Regions from separate parts of the Homo sapiens genome. Here region 2 is linked to region 1. Evidence: chromatin loops called from intact Hi-C (ENCODE). Cell type or tissue: Caco-2. All regions are shown on one strand. Links, peaks and the distances in the headings refer to the core of each region. The heading gives the core; the rest is flanking DNA. Region 1 overlaps ITGA9 (integrin subunit alpha 9). Region 2 overlaps ITGA9 (integrin subunit alpha 9).

What was found. Hi-C counts contacts between places; a loop is a spot of excess contacts. Peaks named below come from ENCODE experiments on the same cell type or tissue, not always from the same donor. Only the 100,000 strongest peaks of a DNase experiment are listed, where the experiment ranks them.
Region 2: a loop joins it to region 1, with 3 times the contacts of the local background. A loop is called at or near these places in 52 of 110 quality-filtered maps.

What each region holds. Positions count from the first base shown.
Region 1 is chr3:37,540,652-37,553,224 of GRCh38, reverse strand. ITGA9 (integrin subunit alpha 9) reads right to left here. Exons shown (of 28, transcript NM_002207.3): 15 at 10,640-10,800. Among named protein-coding and RNA genes, the nearest start is that of ITGA9, 95 kb to the right of the region's middle. In Caco-2, for the core only: no CTCF peak of the experiment used is centred there; no DNase peak of the experiment used is centred there.
Region 2 is chr3:37,461,327-37,473,899 of GRCh38, reverse strand. ITGA9 (integrin subunit alpha 9) reads right to left here. Exons shown (of 28, transcript NM_002207.3): 2 at 2,766-2,893; 3 at 440-546. Among named protein-coding and RNA genes, the nearest start is that of ITGA9, 15 kb to the right of the region's middle. In Caco-2, for the core only: no CTCF peak of the experiment used is centred there; a DNase peak (open chromatin) is centred at 6,739.

The DNA.
Region 1 (12,573 bases), core at 1,862-9,861:
TCAGGAAATATCCCTGATGTTAGGGATAAGGGGGCATCGCGTCTCCGACTTACTCTCAAACAGGTAAGAAGTACGAATAGATAGAAAATTACAAAGCAAATGACATTTAGGGAATCTGGGTGAAGAATTTACGGTATTTCTTTGTGCTATCCTAATGACTTTTTTGTAAGACTGCTATTATTTCAAAATAAAGATTTTTTTTTTTTTTTTTAGATGGAGTCTTGCTCGGTCTCCTAGGCTGGAGTGCAGTGGCACAATCTTGGCTCACTGCAACCTCCGCCTACCAGATTCAAACAATTCTCCTGTCTCAGCCTCCAGAGTAGCTGGGATTACAGGCACCCACCACCATGCCCAGCTAATTTTTGTAATTTTAGTAGAAACGGGGTTTCACCATGTTGGCCAGGCTGGTCTTGAACTCCCGACCTCAGATGGTCTGCCTGCCTCAGCATCCCAAAGTGCTGGGATTACAGGCGTGAGCCACCACACCTGGCCCAAAATAAAAATGTTTTATGCGAAAAACGTGTGTGTGTGTAACATACACAGAGAGCTGGAGTACATGCATGCACACACGCATACGCCCAAGAGAGAAAGAGAGCGCTATTTGTCAAAAGTTTGCTCAAGTCCAATACTTCCATAATTTTTTACGCCTACCCACTTAACTTCAGGCCAATCAAATATTTACTGAGAAAATGACTCTCTCATTAAAGAGTCTAAAAATATTCCCCTTCCAAAATGAGAAGAAAAGAGGCCATGATATTAATACTAATACGTTGACTAAAAATAATGATTTTCTCTAACAATATAGGCATGAATAAAATCTATACTTTTATAAAATAAGAAATAAATAATAATTTGCTGGTACAACCACAGAATATGTTAGTCCCCTTATCCCACGCAATGAGGCTTCAGGGGCCAGGCTTCCTTTCTTTACAAGGGGTCATCTAAAACAGACTTAAGCATACATGACAGAGGAATAAGTGTGACAGTCTGAGACATGACGGGCCCTCAGAAAACCTTAGCTGGCTCCGAATCTTTCCTCAAAACAGGAATTCTCTGCACCGACGCGTCACTGCCACCTTTACCCAGATCCAGCTGTAGCGATCTGCTTTTGCATCTGTGTCCTATCTTATTGTGACACACAGCACGAAGGGAAGCTGGCTCCCCCACTTCCCCTGCTTGTGATTCCCACCCAAACACGACTTTCATTATCAGTCTTGCCTTGAAAGCCACTCACTCCAGCCTCTGCAGCCAGCCCTGGATGCCCAGAAAGTTGGCCCATGGTCTTATGCCTTCACGAAAACATAGTGTGGCTGTGTCCACACGGCTCATCCGTCTTCATTCAGAGGCCCTCTTGGGCCTGTCACTTGGATGTGTCTCGGACACCAAAGCTCTGTGTTGGAGGATAGAGATGGCAAGGGCTTTTTCCACATCTGGAGTCTGTATGTCCGGGAGGTGGGGAGGTCTGGCGAGGCAGCTCTTTGGGGTAGACTGAGGGACCAGCTACTACTCAAAGAGTGATTCCAAGGCCTGTTGCTCCTTGAGCCATGTGGATCCCACTTATTGGAACAGAGAATTCTCCAAATGACCTTAGGAATGGATGCCGTGGGAATGGGTGGAGAAGACAAAGGAAAGAATAGTGACACAATTTGGGCCACCTTGATATGTTATTTCTGATTAAAGCAATGGATAAGAAAAGGGCAGGACCAGCCCTTAGGTCTCACATGATCAAGGCACAAAGCAAGAAAACCAGATTGTTCACAGCTAGTTCACTCTGTACTAATTAAGACTAAATTCAGTTGCAGGAGGTAGGAAAACTTCCAGAGCTTAAACAGTCCTGTGGGAGGTAATAACCCCCAGTCCCCTCCAAGCAAGCCCAACAGTCAGCAATTCATGCGTCTTCAGAGTACAGAGAGGCTGCTGTGCATCTTCAGAGTGCAGAGGGGCTGGCGAACAGAATCCCAAATGTGCACGGAATGAGGGTGAAAAATAAGATCTCAATAAATTTAAATGAAATCTTTTCCATTGTTTTAAATGGAAACAATTACACTATCCAATAAATCCAGTCAAAATACAGAGTACCTCTGAACCAATGTACAAACATAAAAGCTGTCGTCTGGTGGTTTAACTGACCCCACAAATTTACTTTCCTATTATTCATCAACTTAAAAAGCCACAGGAAACAAGAAAGAAAAAAGACTCTGATAATCAAACATCTGTGTATCAGGCATGACTTGAGTGATATGACCAACTTATTAACAAACATGCTAGAAGCCCAATACTCACCAGTATGCGATATACCCATGGAACAAACAAGCACCTGTACCTTGTGAATCTAAAATTAAAAACAACAATAACAACAAAAAAACCCTCAACATATTCAGTTGTGTGCTGGAGCTTGCTGCAGTGGGTTTCCAAAAGCCAACTGTTAAATTTTCAGAAAGTTTATGAGCCAGGGTTGTTAAACACAGCCATTATTAAAAGTTAAATTGAATAAACTTAAAAATAAGTAAATTATATTAAGATAAATGTAATAAATACTCAACACTCATAACTTCCTAATTATTTTACCATACTTTACTATCATCTATGCTCTTAAAGATATTTAGAGCTATTGGAAATACTAAACAACTGTGTGCTATTGTGCATCTCTTCCTAACTCCACATTCAGTGATGTCTCATTGGTAGCTTGAAATCAGACATGATAAGAATATTTACACCAGGGAAATTTGCAAAATGCTACAAAAGTCATGTCCCCTCTTTCCAAGAGCTAGTTGTTAAACATTAGCAGCACATCACTGCTCTAGAACATAAACCCCCAAAAGCTGTCACCTCTGGGGGCCATATGCTTAACACAGAGAAGGTCCCAGGACTCTATTATGAAGAGGCAGTGAAGTCTCTCACTAGTTCATAGCCTGAGTCAGGTTACTTAACCTCTCTTTCTTCATGTAAAGCCTGTAGAAGAGTATCTGGCATATAATAAGTACTAGTTACTAATAGTTCTAGCTTGTATTTATGAGGGGTGTTACAATGTAGTGGTTTAAACCCAAGTCTTAGGAGCCAGACTTGCGGGTTTAAATCCTACCTCTGCTACTTGTCAACTGTAAGGTTGTGAGCAAGTCCCTTCACTCTTCTATGCCTTGTCTTTGAAACAGTAAGATGAGGATAAAAACAGTAACTATCTCACATGTAGTGACTCACAGTAACCAGCACATACTAAATGCTCGATTAGTGTTAGCTGCTTTTATCGCTATTACCTGAATATTATGGGAATTCTTTTAAAATCATTTTCAAAAGGAGTTTAATTACTACATTCTTTAATACTAATTCCTGTATTATTATACCTCACTTTTCCCCAAACACACTATTATCTACTAGAGAGGATTGCAGAGAAATCTTGCTGCTTCCAAAATTTGAATTAACTCCTAGAGTAAAAATGGACCATGATAAAAGTGAATAAACAAACCATGGAAGAAATTTCAAAACAGGAATGACTAGAAGGTGATTACTTTGAAGGGAATCATGCTTATAATGAATATCTAAGTTCAAGGTTTGAGGCAGAAGGGATCTTTATAATCACATCTCAAATATAAAGACAAAACCAATAAAACAGAACACATTATCATGTGTGACTTCAAAGAATACCAGTGTTAAAAGGGCATCAACAGTATATATTAATAGATGAACCCAGTGTAAATGAATAACTGTAAATAGAAAGTCACCTCTTAAAATAAAAATTTTACCCATAGCAATTGCTACAAACTGCATCTCACATACTGTACAAATAAGCTTACGATAACCACTGAAGTGTCAATGCTGTGACCATACTTACATATTTAAATCAGCTCCATTTCAAAAAAGGACTTAAGGCGGGCAAAGCCTTTGGATTAGAATTTTTGTGCCTTCCTTTGCTAATCACAATGTCCTCTGTGGCAAGTGTCCAAATGCAGAAGATTAAGAGCCCTTCATTGCACCCAAGAAATAAATCAATGGCCAAACAGTGCTCATCGGAGATATCAGCTCCCATGCTGAACATTCACCACACCCTTTCCCTTCTTGATTCATCCCCAGTTTGTTCTCCAGCTATGCACAACATGGCCTCCCAGAGGAGATGGTCAAGGCAACCCACACTCAGTGAGCTGACTTCCAGCGTGGTCTCCAAAGCCCAGCTTCCCGGTTCCTTAGTGCCATCTGTGTGAGCAGAGCATATCGCATGAGCAGCGGCTTCACACCTGAGCTGGATGATGAAGGTAGTTTCCCACACATCAGTTCTATGCATCCCAACCTTCCCCTCTTTTCTTGCCCTAGTTTCCAGCACCCCTTACCAAACATTCAGGCCATCTATGCTACCTACAGACCAGGAGAGCCTGCCAAGGGCACAAAGCCAACTGCAGGAATCAAGAAAAATCTCCCATTTTCCTTGGGCACCCTATAGCTGAGAGGCTTGTCCTCTGTAGGACATATGTCCAAGGTCACCTTAGAGAGCACCAGGGCCCCTCCATGCTGCCCTCTCAGGGGTCCTCAGCCAGGATACTATGGATCTAGGGGAGAGAAGAGGAGCCTCTTCTGGAGAAGCAAACTAAGATAACTAGTCTACAAGCATCAGATCAGGTTAGTCTGGAACTGACATATAGAAGACCACCTGGACAGGTTAAATAAATCAAGGAATAGTGAAAAAGAACTACTGAAAAAGAACAGGAAAGCTCTATATGCACCAATATGGAACAATCTCCACGAAACTTTTTTTAACAAAATAAGTTTGATTGAGATATAATTTACATACATAACATTCACTAATTTTAGGTGTGCACTCTGTTAAGTTTTAATAAATGCAACCATACAACCGCTACAACCACGATCTTAGAATATGTTCATCGCCCCAGAAAGTTGTCTCATCCCTCTTTGAAGTCAATCATCATCAGCCCTTCCCCCAAACCCTGGCCGCTGAAAACCACCAATCTGCTTTCTCCTTAGTTGGCCTTTTCCAGAACGTCATATAAATGAATCATCCAGTAGGTAGCCTTTTGTGTCTGGCTTCATTTACTCAGTTTAATGCTTTCAAAAGTCATTCATGTTATTGTGTGTATCATAATAACATAATATTGTTATTGCTGAGTTGTATTTCATCTGGTACAGCTAGATTTTGTGCGATTTGCCAAAATCTGTTCCTCCATTCTGCTGTTGGATGTTTTAAAAGAAAAAGTAAGTTTACTACAGTGTGCACACAGTATACTACTATTTGCATAAAATAAAAGGAGGTACACACACAGATTTCTATATTTATTGACAAGCTTTTGAAAGACACGTTAAGAAAATGGAACTGTGGTTGCCTTTGGGAGAAAAATAGGATAGCTGAAAGACATCCTTTCTTTGACAACTTTTATAACCATTTAAAAATTTTAACTATACACACTACTGATTCAAAAAATAAACAAATTTTAAAAGTTTTCAGAAGACCTCATATCTAAGGTTGGCGTCCCCTTTTGCCAAACCCTGCAACTGTTTTTTTCTTAGCTATTTCTTTGATTTCTCAAGATGACCCGGAGATTTAGCATGTTATTTTCCAGATAAAGAAGAAACTTTTGCTGTTTTTCTTTCTCCTCTTTCTCAGAGTTCTTATTAACTCCAACTTAATCTCCCTTTCTTAACTATCTGTTTCTTAAACAAGAAAAAAAAAAAGTTTTGATCACCTCTGAAAACCAGCATCCAACACTCTAAACCCACAGCATGTAATGTGATTGAAGCCATGGTCCCAAGGCATTTTGTTGGATATGAAAATGGAAACAGGCCAAAACACCTGGGCAGATCCCAGGGTGTGATCTCTCAGGAGACCTGGTGGCCAGGGTGATGTCCCACCCTTCGCCAGGCCAGGATGAGCATCTGCCCACAAAAGCAAGGAAGGAGCTGCAGCCACTTAGGTTTCAAAGTTCCTTGAAAAATCCTTCAGGAACATAGAAGAACAATCTTATGAACATCTGCAGCTTCTCAGAAAAGCTGATGTGCATATTCCCTCGTCTAGTGTAGATTGTTTTGTTTTGTTTTTAACAATAATACCGTTATTGGCCTTCTTGACAGTGTCTGACACATGGTTCTGTTCAAAAAAAGTTCCCTAAATGCCTCTAGAGGGTGTCACTGATCCTCACAGTAGGGAATGACATCACTGCCCCTGCACTCTGCCTGGGCTTCTCTGCCATCCCTGCATCAGACTCAGAACTGTTGCCATCGTTTCCCTGGTCCTGAAGAGCCTGCTTATTTGCCTGTCATGCATAGGTATTTGATCTCACAAAAGGCCTGTGCTCTCAAGGTATTGTACAGGATTAGAGGATGAGCACAGCTGTCATCCAGGTAAGAACACATAAACCAGAAACAGATGGAGTAACAACAGGACACCTGCATTTATTCTTTGGCACACACCATGCATCCCAAATTCTCTTCTCCATCATCTCAAGCCATCACTTCCCAGCAGTCAGTCCAGACAGAGGCAAGCAGGCCCCACTCCATATCAGAAGCCTTTGTGACCCCACACTCCAGCTAACCCAATTAGTCACTCCAACAAGGTTCTGCCTGACAAGTATCCCCAAAGCAGGAGTCAGGCAGCATGGAACAAGCTCCAAGAAGTCAGGAAGATGACAGTGGCATCCCCAGGGCCTAGGACAGTAGCTGCCACTGAGGATGTCCAAAACCTGTGGACTGAGCCTTGAACAACAGCAAGCCTTCAGCAGGCAGGATGGGGCAAGGCACATCTGATCAAAGCAGAGCATGGCCAGGGCTTCCCAGACTGGGCCCACAAGGTGGATTTCCATGGCACATAGGCATGACTCTGTAAAACAACTCTCATATTTGAAAAGTTGTTCCCAGTCAATTCCCCTGCAGTCCTTCTGGTTGCATCAGGAAGAAAGTTCCAGCGCGGTGCTAGTATGTCTTTAAGCCTTCCCTAGAACTTGATCATTTCCCTTTCTAACACATGAATGGAGTGGGCGCTTTATCAGCAACTTTGACAAACAATGAAATCCAGCTAGAATTCTAGGACACTGTTGTGTCTTCAATATATTTATTTTTACAGTTACTTTCTGTTTTGGGGACATGTTAGATGGTTTTCTGCTTATAGAAAGGTACAAAGTTTCTGTTTTAAATTATTTTATTTGAGACCAAAAGTTGGCTGATTTAAAGAGAAAAATATGAAAGAAAATATCACAGGCAGTATGAGTTTAAGACCAAAAAAATGTAAAAATCATGCAGGTGGTAGATGGTTCTACATGAATATGACACAAACCGGGCCTCTGACTTCTGTGAGCATAAGAACCAAGGCAAAGAAGTGTAAGGAGCAGGTTCCAGGAGGAAAGGGGCAGGTCATGACAAGAGCTGGGGCCCAGGGGATGTGGTGGCAGAAGATGGGTCTAGAAAGGTAAGGTCAGGCAGGGCATGGAGAGCCCGATGCTGAGGGGAGGTGTTGGGCTTTCGCCTGTGACTGTGAGATCCACCAGAGGCCTCCAGCCTGACTGGCTAGTGGGAGGGGCCCCATCCCCAAAACTGGGCTGGTCTCGGGGAAGAGGGAAGATAAGCCGGGGTGTGTGAACTCTGAGGCAGAGAAGCCAAGGAAGTGGCTGGAGCTGCCTCAGCTCTGCTGACCACAGTGAGGCCGTGAGAAAGTACCTGCCCTCCCCTCAGGAGGATGTGCCTTATCACAAAATCCTATACCCTCCGGAGGTGCCCTCCAATACGGTGAATGGAACAAAGTCTGGTACAAGACAGTTAGCCTGGAAAACAGGTGTTAGCCTGTGCGGTCTTCCATGATAAAGTCACTTATCACCATATATGGCAAGAAAACTTCCAGGGAAAAGGAGAGGGAGAAAAAAAAAGATTGGAATAGGCTTAAAGAAAAAAAGAAAAAAATACCTAAAGATAGCCTAAACAAAGCAGGCCCAGCCCCTCATGCTGGCCCCACTGTCTGCTAGCCATATGGTGTGTGATAAGCCAGAATGCTTTTATTTATCTTCTTTGATTTGTCCATAAAGCCGAGAGCCAGCTCCACTGAGAAAGCTCCACTTGCAGTAGAGACTGCATCCTGCTCTTGACCCCTGACCAACACCCCCCAGGCCCCAGTTCCTGCTCCAGGAGGTGGCCCGGCTGCCACTCCCCTTCCCCTCATCCTTGCTTCCTGCCTCAGCTTCCATAGCTGTGTTCCCACAGCCAGTAAGCCGGGGCGGTGCCTGCTGCCTCCTCTGTGGACAGCTAGCTAGGCCATTAGCACTCATCCTACGGGTGCACTCTGCCATTTGCCCAGTCCTCTGCTACAGCCCAGACAGTAACTGCCAGAAATAAACATTCTCATGGTTATAAAGTATGGCTATAAAGTATCAGCCACCTTGAGTGTACCTTGGCAACAATGTTGCCTCTTGAACCATAAAGGTCTCAGAGACATGTGTCTATCTGGTGTATTTCTCCGCTCCCACCTCCTTGCATGAGAAAATGGCCAAGCAACCACTGTATCCAAATGACTCTAGGTCCCAATTCACTGAAGCAGGCCTGCTCTTTTGCTCTCCCTAGAATGACCAAAATAATCACGTCAAGGTCTGTGCTGGATCTGCACTCGAGAGCCCTGAGCTCAGCCTCCAAACTCTTCTAACCATCATCTCAATCTCTCTTCTTGGCAGCCAGGTTTTGCTTGAGTGAAGAAATGCCACTTGTTGGGTAGAGGAAGATCAGCAGAGTTGAATCTGCCAACAGGATGCCAAGTTAAATTTAAATTTCAGATAAACAGCAAAATGTTTTTAGTATAAGTATATCCCATGCAATATTTGGGACACACTCATACTAAAAAATTATTCATTGGTGATCTGAAATTCAGATTTAATTAGGAGTTCTATAGTTTTATTTGCTAAGTCTGGCAACCCTAGATATCAGAAAGTAGCAGGACCAACCCCTTGCGCAACCCTGATCCTTCCCAGTAACCCTCAGGGCCACCATAGAAACAGCCCTTCCTCTGGCCTGCACTTCACTATTGCCACTCTACGTGGCATCTCATAGCCAGTACCCTTGGTAACTAGGAACAAAGGATAACTTCTCAGCCAAAGCAAGAAGCTGCAAAGAAACCTAAAGGAAAGGTTTTGTGAACAGACCTAGCAAGAAGAGGCCCGAGAGAAGATGCCCTGTCCCCAGCAGGTATAAAAACACCAATCACAGGCATTCAAAGGCCTGACAGTGTTTGCATACGAGCCTGTACTGCGCAGCCTCACACCCCACCAAAGGCACCAACAAGCCAATGTAATCTAAGACTGACGGGGCGGGGCTGTATGGCTTAACAGGCACAGGAGCAGCTTTATAAATGGCCAGCATCCCAAGCCCTCAGGCAGCTGGTCTGGGCAGGCCCCTGCAGGAGTCCTGGCAGAAGACACAGCCCAGCCCCACTGAGAAGCATCTGAGGGGCATGGACTCATGGGCTCTGGGCCATGGGTGTGTGGGGCATCTCTCTATACACAGCCCTGAAGCATCTAGAAGCAGCTGTTATTCTTCTGCTCTGGCACTAACAGGAGGACACTTCATCTCTAATCTGCAGACTTTTCAAACTATCAGTCAGAAATCCAGTGGCTAATAAACAATATTGGGTTGAGCTATATGAAATTTCCATTTTTGTAAGTCAAAAAGAATATTGGCAATTATATACAGCCCAACCAAATAATAATAATTTGGTTGCTTTCTATTTATCAGACACCATTCAAGGTCCTTTAAGTAAATTCATTGTGTAATGTTTAATCCTGATGACCACCTTTCAAGGTAAGGACTACTGTGTCCATTTTAGAGATGCAGAGACTGAGACAGGGAGAGGTCACAATTATGTGTCCAGCTGGATACACACTGGATCTATGTGTCTCCAAAACCCATGCTCATTCCACCCACCATGTGGCCTGGATTAAGTGCATTCTTCCACCTCCTCCGCTCTCTGACCCTGCCCATGGGTCAGTGTCTGGCCATTCCTGCAGCATCAGGCACTGCCAGGTCTTCCACCCTGCCAGCGCCTGCTGCAAGGGCCACTCTGTAGCTAATCAAAGCCTGGCCTCCTGAATTAGCAGCAAAGTGTATTTAACAAACAATTTCAAGAGGAGAAAAACATTTGCAAGTTTATTTAGAGTGCGAGGGGAAAGGTTGCCAAAAAATGCATCCTAAAATAAATAGAAAGTAGTCAAGGGGGAAGAATCTAGTCCAACCAGTTTTAAAATGCCTTAACTGTGACCATGAGCTAATTTGTAGTAGACCACTGAGAAAGGCATCAGGTGCAGTGTGATCCAGCATCACTGCAGACCCAGAGGCACATGCTTCCAAGGCTCTCCTCTGAAAAGGCTACCAAGCCTCATAGAGGGGAGAGGATGAGAAACCTCTCAAAAGAACAAGTCAAAGCCAGGGACCATCACTGGTCTCCTAGACCACCACGACCCCCCTTAAAGGCTGAAATCAACACAGTAAGATAAATAAAAGGGCTGTCAGAGGCCAACTTTAAAAGAAAAGAAGAAATGGATATGCTCCTCCCTGTGAAATAAAATTTTGGAAGAGCACACATAATACATAATAAAAATAGTTTCCACCAGCTCCAAGTGAACATCTGCAGAGATCAAAGTTTGAGGATAAAAAGGAGGAGAGGACTGACCTTCACATGGGCCACATAGTGACGACACGTCTCCTCCATGTAAGTCAGCTGCAGCTTCTCTGTGACCTGACCCATGGTCTCTCCCAGCAGCACAAAGTAGACCCTGGGCATCTGGCCCTTCTCCTTTTTGGCCACGTCAGCCATCAGAACATAATTCAGGCCTGCCAATAAATGAGAGGTCAAAATGTCAGAAAGGACCGACACACTGTGATGAGGCCACCTCTTTTCCTTGTCACAGGATCACATGCACATCTCATATGATACCTACCCTTCCATGGCAGGAGACTGCAGCCCCAAGCAGAGACTTGCTCAGAAAGCAGCACACAGCCAGGGTGCTCAAAGAATCGAGAGAGAAGCATGATGTCCTCTGCCTTTCTAATGACTCTCCTTGTGTCATACTTCACGGCTCTCCCTGATTTAAACCTCATGCCATCATGAGGTATCAACTGAGCCAGCAATATGCCCATTAACAAGGTGTACCCAACACAGGTTAGTGTCCTGACAAGCAAAACATCATGACAAACCTACAGAACATTACCAGAAGCTGCTGAAATTATCAAGGCTTTGTGTAATACTGACTTCTATAAAGCACATGGTTTATGCCCAACACAAGGGAACCATCTCGTCTGATAATTTTAACTCATCTCAACAAAGTTGAGTCGTGCTCTATAATCAGTACATGGACCAGACCATGTGCCCGCCATCGTTTACTGAGCACTAACTATAGGCCAGGCACCGCTAAAGGTAGAGGGGATGTATCAATGAACAACGCAGGCATAAACTCCTGCCTTCAGGTAGTTTACATGCACAGGAACCCAGATGAAGGCTGGAGTTGCCTTTATTCCCAGGTAGCCGAGTGTGGTGATCAAACATTTTGTAGTGCCTATCCTTTCAACAAAACTATGACCACGGTAGGGCCTGTACTGAGGTCCTCTCCTGCAAAGAATAACTCACCCCCATACCTGAATGTGTATGCCAGATGGCAGAACTTTTGTAACACAGTCTTGAATTTAAAAAAAAGAAGAAAGAAAGAAGGAAAAAAAAGATGATCACAGTATCAAATGCAGGCTAGATAAACCTGGAAGGATCTACCTCTGTTATTTCAGAGTCAATAAGTAAATAGATAGGTATGTATTTCATTATAGAAATATGACTTCAGTGTCAATACACCTATTTTACTGCTTTTCTGTGCCAGAGGTCATCCCCTCCGTAACCCTTTTTATTTTTTAACTGTTTTGGGGATTCAAGGAAATATGTTATTTTTAAAGTGAGAGAACAGGAATCTCTGTCCCTGGAATGACAAGGCAAGATGGCTAAGCAACAGAAGGCAGATGACCCAGCCCTGCCCTGTCTCCACACACCTGCCTCTTAGAATCTGGGGGCTTTGCATCAGTAACAAGTAGCCCCGAGCCCACTGGCATTTAAGTAAGTGAAGTCAGGCATTAGGGAAGGCTCCGGCTTTTAATGACATCAATGGGATCAGCCACCAGGGGAGGTATGAACAGGCAGAGAGGAAGGTGACCTGAATGGGCATTCTGCACCTGCCACAGGGCGTATTTTTGATGCTTCTAATGGCCTCCCTGGGCCTCTGCCATCTCAGGGATCTTGCCATGCCGAGCTGGCAAATTCCTAGTCAGCAGAGCCATCTGCCCCAACTTGTTTAACGCCAGCAAACAGTTGACTTACAAGGCAAGGCTGTGTCACCAGAAGGGATCTGAGACCTGGAAACTCTCAGGAGGTGCCATTATTAAGAAGAAAATAATGCATACAGGAAAGTGCTCCCACACAGAAAACACTGGCACCTGTGCAAGTGTCACACACCAACTCCAATGGGGACAATAGCAAGAAAAGGGTAGATTCAGACTGGCAAAGCTTTGAGGCAATCCTGGAGACCACTAAGCTCAAAAACCTTCATTTTTTAAGATGAGGGAACT
Region 2 (12,573 bases), core at 1,838-9,837, 79 kb after region 1:
CTCAGGTGAGAGGAGTTGGCTGGAAAGGGACATCGGAGACTTTTGGGACGATGGAAATATTCTATATCTCAGTGGGCATATGGTTACACAGGTGTGTACAATTGTGAAAATCAAGACTGTAATCTTAAGATTTGTGTACTGTAAATTATACCTCAATTTAAGACACACACACACAAATACCTATGTAATGAATGAGATGTACAAAGCACTTTTCACATATGTTTTATTTTTCAATAGTCACATCTCAGCACCTTGGGACAGACATTATTCACATTTGACAGATAAAGAAAATAAGAAGATAAGTCATTTGTCTAAGCAGTAGTCCAGAATAAGCAACCTCAAAGCCATGCACTTGTCACCATGCCATCCAGCCTTCCTAACAGATCATTCATTCTCAGAGTGCCACCCCCTTCCCACAGCACCCCCAGGAGGGACTTACCAACACACGGCCATCAGCCTTGGGCTGTCGGGCCAGGCTCACCCCCATCCACTCATCATCGCGGTCTTCCCGGCAGGTCTTTCCGCAGGACGTGCCCCGATTCTTCCCTGGAGAAAGAGGAGAAGAGCCAGACTTGGGTTGAGGAGTGATGTTCTGCTGGCTGCTTTCAAAGGGTGGTCCACAGCCCTATGAGGAAATAAGGAACTTTCCACAAAATGTAAATCAACTCCATCACTATGTACTATACTGTTTAATCCAGACAACTGTTTTTTTACATAGCAAGGCTTTCTTTTTCTTTCTTTTTTTTTTTTTTTTTTTTTTTTTGAGACAGTCTCTCTCTGTCGTCCAGGCTGGAGTGCAGTGGCACGATCTCAGCTCATTGCAACCTCTGCCTCCCAGGTTCAAGCGATTGCCCTGCCTCAGCCTCCCAAGTAGCTGGGATTACAGGTGTGCGCCACCACATCCCACTAATGTTCATATTTTTAGCAGAGATGGGTTTTCACCATGTTGTCCAGGCTGGTCTCAAACTCCTAACCTCAAGTGATCCGCCCACCCCAACCTCCCGAAGTGCTGGGGTTATAGGCATAAGCCACTGCACCCAACCACATGGCAAGACTTTCTCATGGAAAGAGGCAGGGCCTTGATTTATGTTCTGAAGTAAGCTCCTTAATTTGTTATGCACCAGTAACAAACAGTTCACAAACCTCTTTTTCTGCTAAAGAAAATCACAATAACTCTTTATTTAAAAAATAATTAGAAGATCTTGGCCAGGCATGGTGGCTCACACCTGTAATCCCAGCACTTTGGGAGGCTGAGGTGGGCGGTTCACTTGAGGCCAGAAGTTCGAGACCAGCCTGGCCAACATGGCGAAACCCCGTCTCCACTAAAAACACAAAAATTAGCCGAAGATGGTCATACACTGTAATCCCAGCTACTCGGGAGGCTGAGGCAGGAGAATCGCTTGAACCTGGGAGGCAGAGGTTGCAGTGAGCAGAGATTGTACCATTGCACTCTAGCCTGGGTGACACAGCAAGACTCTGTCTCAAAAACAAACAAACAAACAAAAAACAACAAAAAAATTAGAAAATCTTTATGCAAAAAGACTTTGGAGAAAGAAATGCTTGCAGTCATGATTATAACAAAATACCTCCTTTGTACTGATGTGCCAAGCACAGTTCTGTGTACTCACCTGTATTATCTCACTTAATCTTCTCAAGACCATCCTTGCGAGGTAGGTATATTAGTCTTGATCTTGAAGGTGAGGGAACTGAGGCCCAAGAAGCTATAGGACATTCCCAATCAGTCCCAGCTGGGCTTTGAATGCAGTCAGAACCATCTGATTCCAAAGATCTTATATTTTCTGCTAGATCAAAGTGAGCTTTTATTTTATTTTTTTATCTTTTTGGAGACAAGAGTCTCAGTTCTGTCACCCAGGCTGGAGTGCAGTGGCACAATCTCAGCTCACTGCACCCTTGACCTCCTGGGTTCAAGTGATCCTCCTGCCTCGGCCTCCTGAGTAGCTGGGACTACAGGCATGCATCACCACGTTCAGCTAATATTTGTATTTTTAGTAGAGATAGGCTTTCACCATGTTGCACAGGCTGGTCTTGAACTTCTGGGCTCAAGCAATGTGCCCACCTCAGCCTCCCAAAGTGATGGGATTACAGTCATGAGCCACCATGCCCAGCGCAAAGTGAGCTTTTAAAAACATCCATCTGATCATATCTTTCCCTAGTTAAAATGTAATACCCAAAATTGATTTCAGTGGCCTCCCCACTCACACACAGAATAAAATTCCAGCACATTGCCCTGGCCTGCTAGGCCCCACGTGGCCTGGCCCCAGCCTGCCTTGCTGCCCTCCTGTGCTCCACTCTCCTGGCTCCCTCTCCAGCTGCACAACCTCGCTCTGTGCTTCCAAATGGCACCTCTGCTTGAAGGCTGTGCTTCCTGCACCTGCCCAGCTAACGACTACGCATCCTTCTAATCATGTCGAAAGGTCCCAGACCTTTCTTGACCCTCCTATCTAGATTAAATCAAATACTCACCTTCCCTCTGGTCTTTTCTCTCTCAATTACTTGTCTTAATATCTCTTTTGCCCACTAATTTATGGGACTAGGGATGGCAGCATCCTTGTTTTTTTTGTTCACTGGTGTATCCCAGTGCTTAATAACTATTACGTACTCAATACATGCTTGTTGGAGAGAAGGAGGGAGGGAAGGAGGGAAGGATGGATGGGTGAGTGAATGATCAGGCCATCCTGGGAAGAAGAAGAGCAAGGTATAAGGGTACAGAACCCATTTCCACCACAGCAGTAATGGTCACCCACCTCGAGCCATGTCCAGTTCGGTGCATCTCCGGTCAGGGTTGGTGTGAACACGGCACTTAAACACAGCCCCAGGAGACTTCACTGAAGGGCTGTATTTGGAATCTGCCTTTGGTGCGCCCACAAGGACCCTGCAGCAAGAGAAAAAGGCATTCTGTCACAACCTACGATAAGAAAATAGGAGGCAGATGGCTAAGTATTCACCCAACCACGGGTGGGCTCTCTGAGTGCTCACTTTGAAAATCATATTATTATACTTTTCTGTGTGGGCTTGGGGGAGAGGTCCTAAAGTGAAACCTGTTAGATCTTTCCCAGGCATATTAAAGCTTAAGGAGGCTGAATGTGGTGGCTCATGCCTGTAATCCTAGCATTTTGAGAGGCCGAGGCGGGTGGATCGCTTGAGCCCAGGAATTCCAGGCCAGCCTGGGTGACATGGCAAATCCCATCTTCACAAAAAAAAATGGCCAGGCAAGGCAGCGCACGCTTTTAGTCCCACCTACCCAGGAGACTGCGATGGATGGGTGGGAACACGTACAACCAACAAAAGGTTCCTATCCAAAATCTATTTTAAAAACTCCTCATTGATTAATAAGAAAAGACAAGTCAACAGAATAGGCCAAAGACAAGCATAGATACTTCACAAAAGAAGATAGCCAAATGGCCAATAAATGCATGAAAAGGTGCTCAACTATGTTAGTTATCAGAGAAACTCAACTTCATACCAACCAGAAGGCTCAAACCAAAAAGACTGAAAATCCCAAGTGCTGGCAAGGATATAGAGTAACTAGAACCTTCATACACTGCTAGTGGCAGTATAAACCATTAAAACCACTGGGAAAACTATTCAACAGTTCCTAATAAAGCTGAACATGCACCTACCCTTTGACCCAGTAATTCCATTTCTAGGACTATACCTAATAGAGATGCATACATTTCTACCAGGAGACATGCAAAATGTTCAAAGCTGCATATGTAATATCAAAAAAAAAAAAAAAAACAAGAAGAAACCTAAAGGCCCATCAGTGCTAGAGTGGACAGGTAAATCATGGTACAGCAATACAACAGAATTCTATGCAGCACTGGGAGGCCGAGGTGGGCAGACTGCCTGAGCTTAGGAGTTCAAGACCAGTCTGGGCAACATGGTGAAACCCTGTCTCTACTAAAAATACAAAAAATTAGCTGGGCATGGTGGCAGGTGCCTGTAATCCCAGCTGCTTGAGAGGCTGAGGCAGGAGAATCGCTTGAACCCAAGAGGCAGAGGTTACAGTGAGCTGAGATCATGCCACTGCACTCCAGTCTGGGCAACAGAGTGAGACTCTGTCTCAAAAACAAAACAAAACAAAAAAAGAGTTCTATGCAGCAATGAAAACAAATGAACAGCATTCAACTGCAACCACAGAGATGAACTGCACAAATACAATACTGAACAAAAGATGCCAGATACAATAGCATACTCACAGTCTGATTCCATTTATCTAAAGTTCAAAAGCAGGTGAAATTTAACTATAGTGTTAGAAGGCAGGATAATGGTTACCTCTGGAGAGGAGAAAGCAGGGTTGCAATTAGGGAGGGGAATTGCTGGGGGTGCGGATAATGTTGTCATTCAACCTCAGTGACATTATACAAATTTGTGATAACTGTATATGATATGGACACTTTCCTGGATGTGTTACATTTCAGTAACAAATAGAAAATTTAGAAACGCTATTTCTCTTCTGTCTCCCTCTCCTCCTCCTACCACCCACCACACACACAGCATGGACATTTAGGGGCAAATAGGAAAAAAAATAGCAGCAGTGCGGAATTATAAACCGTATCCTCTCTCCCACTGCAAAACAGAAATAGAACAGTTTGCATGCAAACAGGAGCAAGAATGAACCTCTGTATCCTCCATCTTGAACTGAAAAGCTGCCTAGGGTGGGCCATCCCCAGCAGGAGCATCCCCCGGCTACAGGAAAGGGGCAAGACCCACCCAGAAGACAGAAGAGGCAGGTTTGGGCCTGTGTGAGTGCAGAACACGGGGGAAATGGCAGTAAGCTCCCCTCCAGATGTTACAAAAATAATTCTGACCTACAGTTTTATGCATTGTTTCCGGAAAGCAGTCAACAGAAGATCTATAGCAAAGAATACCAAACAACACTAATCAGGCACGGTTTGTGCTGAGCTACGAGCCATTTGGAAAAGGTCTTGGACAATGAGACTTCAAACAAAATCCACACTGATGTTCAAAGAGTAGAAAATGCCAAGCCACTTCTTAGTGAGAACAGGCGTTGTTCCTTATCTCCAGCAGCCTAGAAAAGAGAGGGAATTCACCTCACAAGGGTTTCTTCTGTATCATGAAATAGATCATCTCCCACATGCCTTGGAATAGAGTGCATTACATATTATGTATTTGTGGAAAAGGTGTTTAGCAGAGGTTAGGATGACCCTGGACAGCTTTCCTGGGGATGTAGAAAGCTGACCCAGGCTCCCTTCCCTCTGCCCTGAAAGCCACCTTCATCTTGGGATCTCAGTCATTCACTGCACCCTGGTCTTGGAATGCTGCTGCTCCTCCTGCAACACTCCAGCTAGGCAAAGGGGCAGACAAACAAGGCCTCTACATCATACAACAGAAGTCTGAGGCCCTCAAAGGGGACTCCAGCAAAGGCTGGCAGATATCACAAAGGACATCGTCACTAACCTGGCTCAGAGACATGGTGTTAAGGTTCATGGGAATGTGTGTGGGTCCCATCTTAATTCCCACTGCCCTGAGCTCAACACCTAGAACCTGAAGAATTGGAGGGTACAAAGAGCCAGGGAGACCCACCCCTCACTGGAGTGTCTCCTTCCAGGTCAGTCTTGGAGGGTCTGTATCTGATTCCATGAGGAAGATGCCCTGCTGGGGAGTGAGAGAAGCAAGACTCCCAATGGTGCAGGTACCCAGGCTGCCCTGCGGCTCCTCAATAATGCCCTGGGATGCACCTCCCCAGGTGTTTGCTGGGCACAACTGCAGAATTCCCAAGCAGAAGCAGGGCTGGAACCCACAGCCCTTTGGAAATCAAAGCAAGCACTTTCCCAAACAGATCACATTGCCTCCCTCACCCACACAAGAGCAGTTTGGCTGGCCCTTGTCTGCTGTAACTCAAATGCACAATGACGTACAAAACAAAACTCCAGTGAGAAGAAAGCCACATTAAGGGATCAATTTTCCCCCTTGCTGTAGCGGCTGAGCTTTAGAGCCACTGGGGTAAGTCACATATTGCGCTTCATAAGACCAGCTGTTTTCACAGGTGAGAAGAATTAGCAGTTTGCCCTGTCTAAACTGCTGAAACATCCTCAGCCTTTCCACAGGTCAGGTTCTAAGACCTGGGGAGCATAAAATACCTCTTCCACTCAAAAACCCCAGGGCCACACAGCAGAGTCCAAAAATTCCCACCAACTCCAAATTTACATCAGCACAGTGACTAATTGCCACTTGTAATTTATTTTACAAAAATCACAAAAAAATTCACAAGAGTGAGAATTCATCACGTCCGAGGGAAGGGAAAAGGCTGCAAGAAACAACAGGTTCTTCCTCCACTGTGTCTCCCAAACTGGCATTGGAACCCTGGAAATTTCAGATAATGCCATGGCTCCAAATTCACAGACACAGATTCATAGGTTATCTAAGCAGGAGGGGACCCTGGAGAGCTTATTCCCAGGCACTGCTTCCTCCAGCCTAGAGCCAAGACTGACAGGGACAAAGTTTACACCAAAATCTAAAGTGGAAAGGAACCTGCTGAATTATTATTTCCTTCCAAGCCCAAGGTACTCAATGGTTCTAACAACAATAGCTGATTCAAACCCTGATAACAACCTTTCAGTTCAAAACTTCTGATCAGCTGGTCAGATGAAAGGTTTTTCCCAAATCCTGTGCAATGGAAAATCAGGCTAGAGATAAGGGGGCATGCACACACATGCATGACACTCACGAGGTGGCACGCGGGAATGTGCTTGTATCTATGTGTTTACAGAACATCGTGGCTTCCTCCGCAGCCCAGCACTGCTCTGTACCTAGGCCACCATCCAGCAAGACTACCGCAGGCCAGCCCATGAGTGAGTCTTTTCTGAAGTTAATTCAGCTGGCTGTTTACCAGGCTGATCCCAAGGGATACAGAGATTACCATGGCCCAGAGTTCAGAACAAGCCACTGAAAAGATGCCATCTGCTAAGTTATAAAAAGACATCCTAGCCACTTCAAACATCGCCCCAACTCTCCTGGTACTCTCAACAAGACTATGTTCCTTTCTGCTATGGTTACCACATAAAAGGGCCTGAGTGTCCCCACCAACAGGCTGCCATCAACAAAGCATCAAGCTACTTCTCTGCTTTGCTTGCTACTTCAAGTGTGGTCCTCAGACCAGCAGCATGGGGAACACCTGGCACTTGTCGGAAATGCAGAATCTTAGGCCCCAGCCCATTAAATCAGAATGCATTTTAACAAGCTCTCCAGGTGATTGATAGTTTAAGAAGTACTATGTAACTATCTAAACTGATTACAAATAATTATGTTCATTTGGAGCCAGTAGAAGAGATTGCCCTTGAGAAGCAAGGCTCTCTCCTCCTATCCCATCCCCAGTTAAAGATGCCACAAACTCAAAGGCCCTTTTTTTTTTTTTTTTTTTTTTTTTTTTTTGAGATGGTGTCTTGCTCTGTTACCCAGGCTGGAGTGCAGTGCGGCGATCTCCGCTCACTGCAACCTCCACCTCCCGGGTTCAAGCAATTCTCTTGTCTCAGCCTCCCTAGTAGCTGGGTACCACAGGCACACGCCACCACGCCCCGCTAATTTTTATATTTTTAGTAGAGATGGGGTTTCACCATATTGGTAAGGCCGGTCTTGAACTTCTGACCTCAGGTGATCCACCTGCCTCAGCCTCCCAAAGTGTTGGGATTACAAGCCTGAGCCACTATGCCTGGCCTCATAAGCCTTTTAGGTCCTCTCATCAATGCAGGACTCTAAACTTCTAATTAGGGCAACCAGCATGTAGCAGGCACATAGAGTGTGCAGGTGCTGGGTTAGGCTCATTGCGGGCAGGATCAAATTTACTCTTCACAGCAACCCTACGGGAGGTACTAATATTATCCCCATTTTACAGATAGGGAAGCAGGTGGCCAGAGGAGGTTAAGATGGTTATTCATGTTAAGATGCCAAGCTGTAGCACGCACCCCAGTAGTCAAATACATCACCCGTGCCCTATTCTACCCACCCCACATCAGCCTGAAAGGAGGAAAAGGGAACCAACAGGTACCCAGTGCCCCCTCTGGTGCCAGCTACTCACATATGTAATCCCCACCTGAGCAAGCCCCAGTGAGCCTTTGAGGGCAGCTCTGAAGTGAGAACTCTGATGTGAAAGCTCCGTCATGTCAAAGGGCATGCTGGGGTTTGGAAGAGAAAAGACCTTCCCCTCCCCATCAGGCTCAGGTGACTCAAAAGGTGAACTTCAATCACCTTGCTTTTCCAAAGCATTGACACTGCTGTCATGGTGTTAACCAGAGGTTTGCCTCTCTTAATAAGCAGTGTGGGTGCATCGGTTCATGCACCAACACTGGTTATGCTCACAAGGGTGCTTTCTTGCTCATGGCCATCCTGTCAGGCAGCCTCTCATGTGTTTTCCATTCAGAGATGTTGGGTCACACCACCAGTAAGTGGCAGAGCTGGGATTTGAACCCAGAGTGTCTGTGTCCAATGGCATGCTCTTTCCAGCCTCTCCAAACCCCCTCCTGGTGTGGCAGTTTAAGTGCCCTGCATTTTTCCAACAAAGCTGCTTCCTGAGCTCCCTGTGTGTGGTCAAGCTGTCTGTGAAGGCTCCATTCCAGCCGCCCACCTCGCTCTGAACCTGTCTCATGTTTTGAGGGTAATCTGCAGGTAAATTCTCTGGAGAGCGGGTGACAGAGAAGGACTGAGCCGCAGCTGCCTCCCTGGGCAGGACTGAGAACTGACAGTGTCTCAAAGATTCCCTCCCTCCCCACAAACACCACAGCAGCGATTCCACAGGCAAAATTATAGCCAGATCAAGGACAGCAACTGGGGATTAAAAACTTTAAACCCATTAGGTTTGCTTTCAGCATTTGATCCCAAAGCCAAAGCTTCCCCAGGGACCCACGTTTTGGTTACATGAGTCAAATTCTTCACTGTGTGTCCACCACGGGGAAACCCCAGGAATTGTCCGCATCCCTTACTGGGCAGAAAGCAGCCCAGGCTTGAGTAAAGGAAGAGCTGGTGCCAGGATAGCCACCTCTGACCACACCAAACCCTTCATTTCCAGAGGGAGGGGACTCACTAGGGACCAATGCTTGCCCAATGGAGCCATGGGACCTGAAAGGCCTCATAAGCTCTTCTTATATTTGGGGAAACTGAGGCTCCTGGTATTTAAGCAGTGGATACTGACTGCTTTCTAGGGTTTTAAGCCAGTAGTTCTACCTGGCTTCTAAGCTTTATGGGAAAGTTATGCATGGTGATAAAGTGTAAGAAGCACAGGCAGTAACATAGGGTTTAAGTCCTGCCTCTACTGCTGACAAGCTGTGTCTCTTAGACAAGTGTCTTAAACACTCCAAGCCTCAGTTTTCCTCTTCTGTAAAACAGGAGGAATAAAAGTGTACCTAAGAAGGTTTCTTGTAAGGTTTAAGCAAAAGAATGTTTATAAAACACCCATCATAGTGCCTGCTACAAAGTAGGTGTTCAAAGAAATGTTAGACTGCTGGGCAGTAGTAGGTCAAACACCTTGACACTCAACTCATCCCAGTTCTAACTCCTGGCAGCACCCAAGAGCTCATAGATCCTTAGAATTGCAAAAGTTGTCAGAATCAAAATGGAGTCACTTATGTTTAAAAAAAAAAAAAAAACCCTGACAAATAGAGCTGTGGGACGCCATGAAGGAAAGGTTTTCATGCATAAACAACTGATAACAAGAACTAGCACAAAAAAATCTGCAAAAACACAATCTTGCACAAAGGCCATCACAACCTTACACACACACACACACACACACACACACACACACACTCACACCTTCTGTGAGGAAATCTACCTAGCAACTCTCTATCCAACCTCAAACTGGTGCCACCCTTGTCACTGATCCTTGTATCCAAAGATAATTATCTCAAAACAATTAAGTAATCCTCATTTTTCCTTTAAAAGCCTTTGTTTTCCTTTACCTCCCTGAATATTCATGCAGATTACTGTGACACATGTATTCCCACTGCAATGCCCTATTCCTGAGTAAACATTTTCTTTTAGAGAGCCTCTCTCTGTGTTTGCTATTTAGGTTAATAGAACCTTGTTCCCTTTTCTGGTGCGCTGGGCAGGAATTTATTCAGACTGTCACAGTAATTCAGGGACAGCCAGGATGCTTTCACCACCAGTAATATATTACAAAGTGGCCACAATTCCCCATCCTTCCTGTATCCCTGCTCTTTTCAGTGTGACTTTGCAGCTTCTCTTGTCAAGAGATGAAATGTGTTTCTGCCTCCTCTTGATGTAGTCTGGACCTGTGACTTACATTGGCCAAAAGAATGTGGCAGAGGGGCATGGTTTGACTTCTGAGCTTAGGCTTCAAGAAATCATGCAAGCCTCTGATTGTTCTGTTGGTACCCTACCCAACCACCATGTGTACAAGCCCAGGCTAGCCTGCAAGAGGATGAAATACATATGGAGCAAAAATAAGCCCTCCCAGCTGAAGCCATCCTTTGCCAGCCAGCCAACCAGCTAACCCAGAAGTTGACCACAGATGCATGAGTGAGTCCTGGAGAGAACAGAAGAACCACCCAGCTGAACCCAACCTAAGCTGCCAACCAGAGAATAAGCTACAGGTGGTGGTTGATTTAAGCCACTAAGTTTTGGGGTGGTTTGTTAGGGATGCAGCAATATTGTGGTGATAGAAAACAGATACGTCATCAAGCTAAGGCATGCCACTTCTGACGGAATCTGGACCGTGGTAATTCCATCGCCCACTAATTCCCGCTAAGTCCAAACCAATTATCCAACTATGCAGCTGACAACTATTGCTATGGCTCCTCTAGCTACCTGGTCTCCTTTCCCTCCCTCAAAGGAATCTCATCACCAACCAGGACCACAGACTTTTACTGAAGGCCCTGAGATGGGACAGGCATGGTGGAGTAGTAGAATAGGCCCTAAAGAGTGTATCCGAAGTCACACCCAGGAGTGTGCCAGCTACAGCTATGTGACTTTAGACAAGTCCCCTGGCCACTCTGACCCTTCCTTTCCTTTTCTGTAAAACAAGGATAATAACAAATGCATGATCCCCCTCCCAAGGCAGTGATGAGGCACAAAAGGAAAAGGCAGATGAAAGTGTTTGGGGGACCATGCACCCCAGGATGGCCTGATTTGCAAGAGTAGATTATGGTATTTTATCTGCAAGGCCAAGAGCAGACACAAATGCCCTCCGAAGAAGCCCTTTTCCTTTCAGGGCCCTTCTCCTTTTTCCTTAGAAACCTGATACCTTGGACAGGGCCTTGATGGAGGTGGAGGTAGGGAGGGTAGCATGGCTAACCCTGAGAACAGTCAGTTTAGCATTAAATCAGTCCCACCTTGGTTCAAAGCACAACTCTGTAATTTACTTACTTGCTGGGTAACCTTGGACAAGTGACTTGGCTTCTCTGTGCTTCGGGAGTGGTAGCCTGCTCTGCATAAAGGGAACTATGAACACAGTGGTTCTGGCATATAGAAAGTATTCATAAAAGGTTGGCAATAATAATTTTTATCCTGGAGAGCCTAGGTTACAGTAAATGGAGGGAGAGCAGTACAATCCACACCACATAACGCTAAGTCAGAGAATGAAATTGGTGGAGTCCATGCCCAACTGGGAAAAGCAGAGGCACGGGGGCAGGGTCCAACCTTGGAGTGACATTGGTCCCCAGCTTGTGTGTTAGGGAGTGAAAGGTCAGAGGCTGCTGCCCTGGCCTGGGGCTCAGGTCTTGGCAGACACACTGAGGGGAGGCAACTGGAGAAGGAGGCAAGGCAAAAGGACTGAGGTTTTCCTTCCACATCTGAAAGCAGCAAGTGAACACTAAAATCCAAGGGATAGAGCAAATTACAGACTTCTGGCAGATCTAAGAAAAAGCCTTGATATCTTCTTGTTGGTTTCTTGTGATAATTTTTTTTCAAGAGAAATATGGCAATACATTTACATTTACTTTTTAAAAAAGTATCCCATCCTGGAACTGTAGATCTACCTCCCAGACTTATCTGGAGCCTGGGGTGGGAGCTGGAGCTCCCCATAACAAGGGTGGCCTCCCATCTGCTCCTTGGCTTTCCAAGAGCACAGAGAAGAAACAGGCAGGCAAAATTCTAGGATTTACAATCCCAAAGATCTCCATTTAAAGTAGCCATCTCAGATCCTTTTTGGAAGCAGACAGGGTGTAAATGAATGCACAAAAATGCAGATTTATGTAGAGCATAACAAAAATGTTAGAGGCCACACATAATGAAGAGTGTGTCTATGTTAGAATATCTCATTCATTTCAGTGTTGAGTGTCAACACTCAAAGTCTGATGAATAAATGAATGAATCAACAAAAATACTGAAAGAAAACTCAGCATCTCAAGTCAGGATGAAAAAGACCATTGGTTTCATAAATCAGATCAAGTAACAAGAGAAATAACTACGAGCATCTATCAAGGGCTTACTGTGTGCCGTGTTGTGCTCTGGGCTTTGCAGATATCATCTCATTTAATGCCCCCACCAACCTAATGAGGGATGTACCCTTATTACTCTTTACAGAAAAGGAAACTGAGGTTCAAACAGCTGAAGTAATTGGTCAAGATCACACAGCTC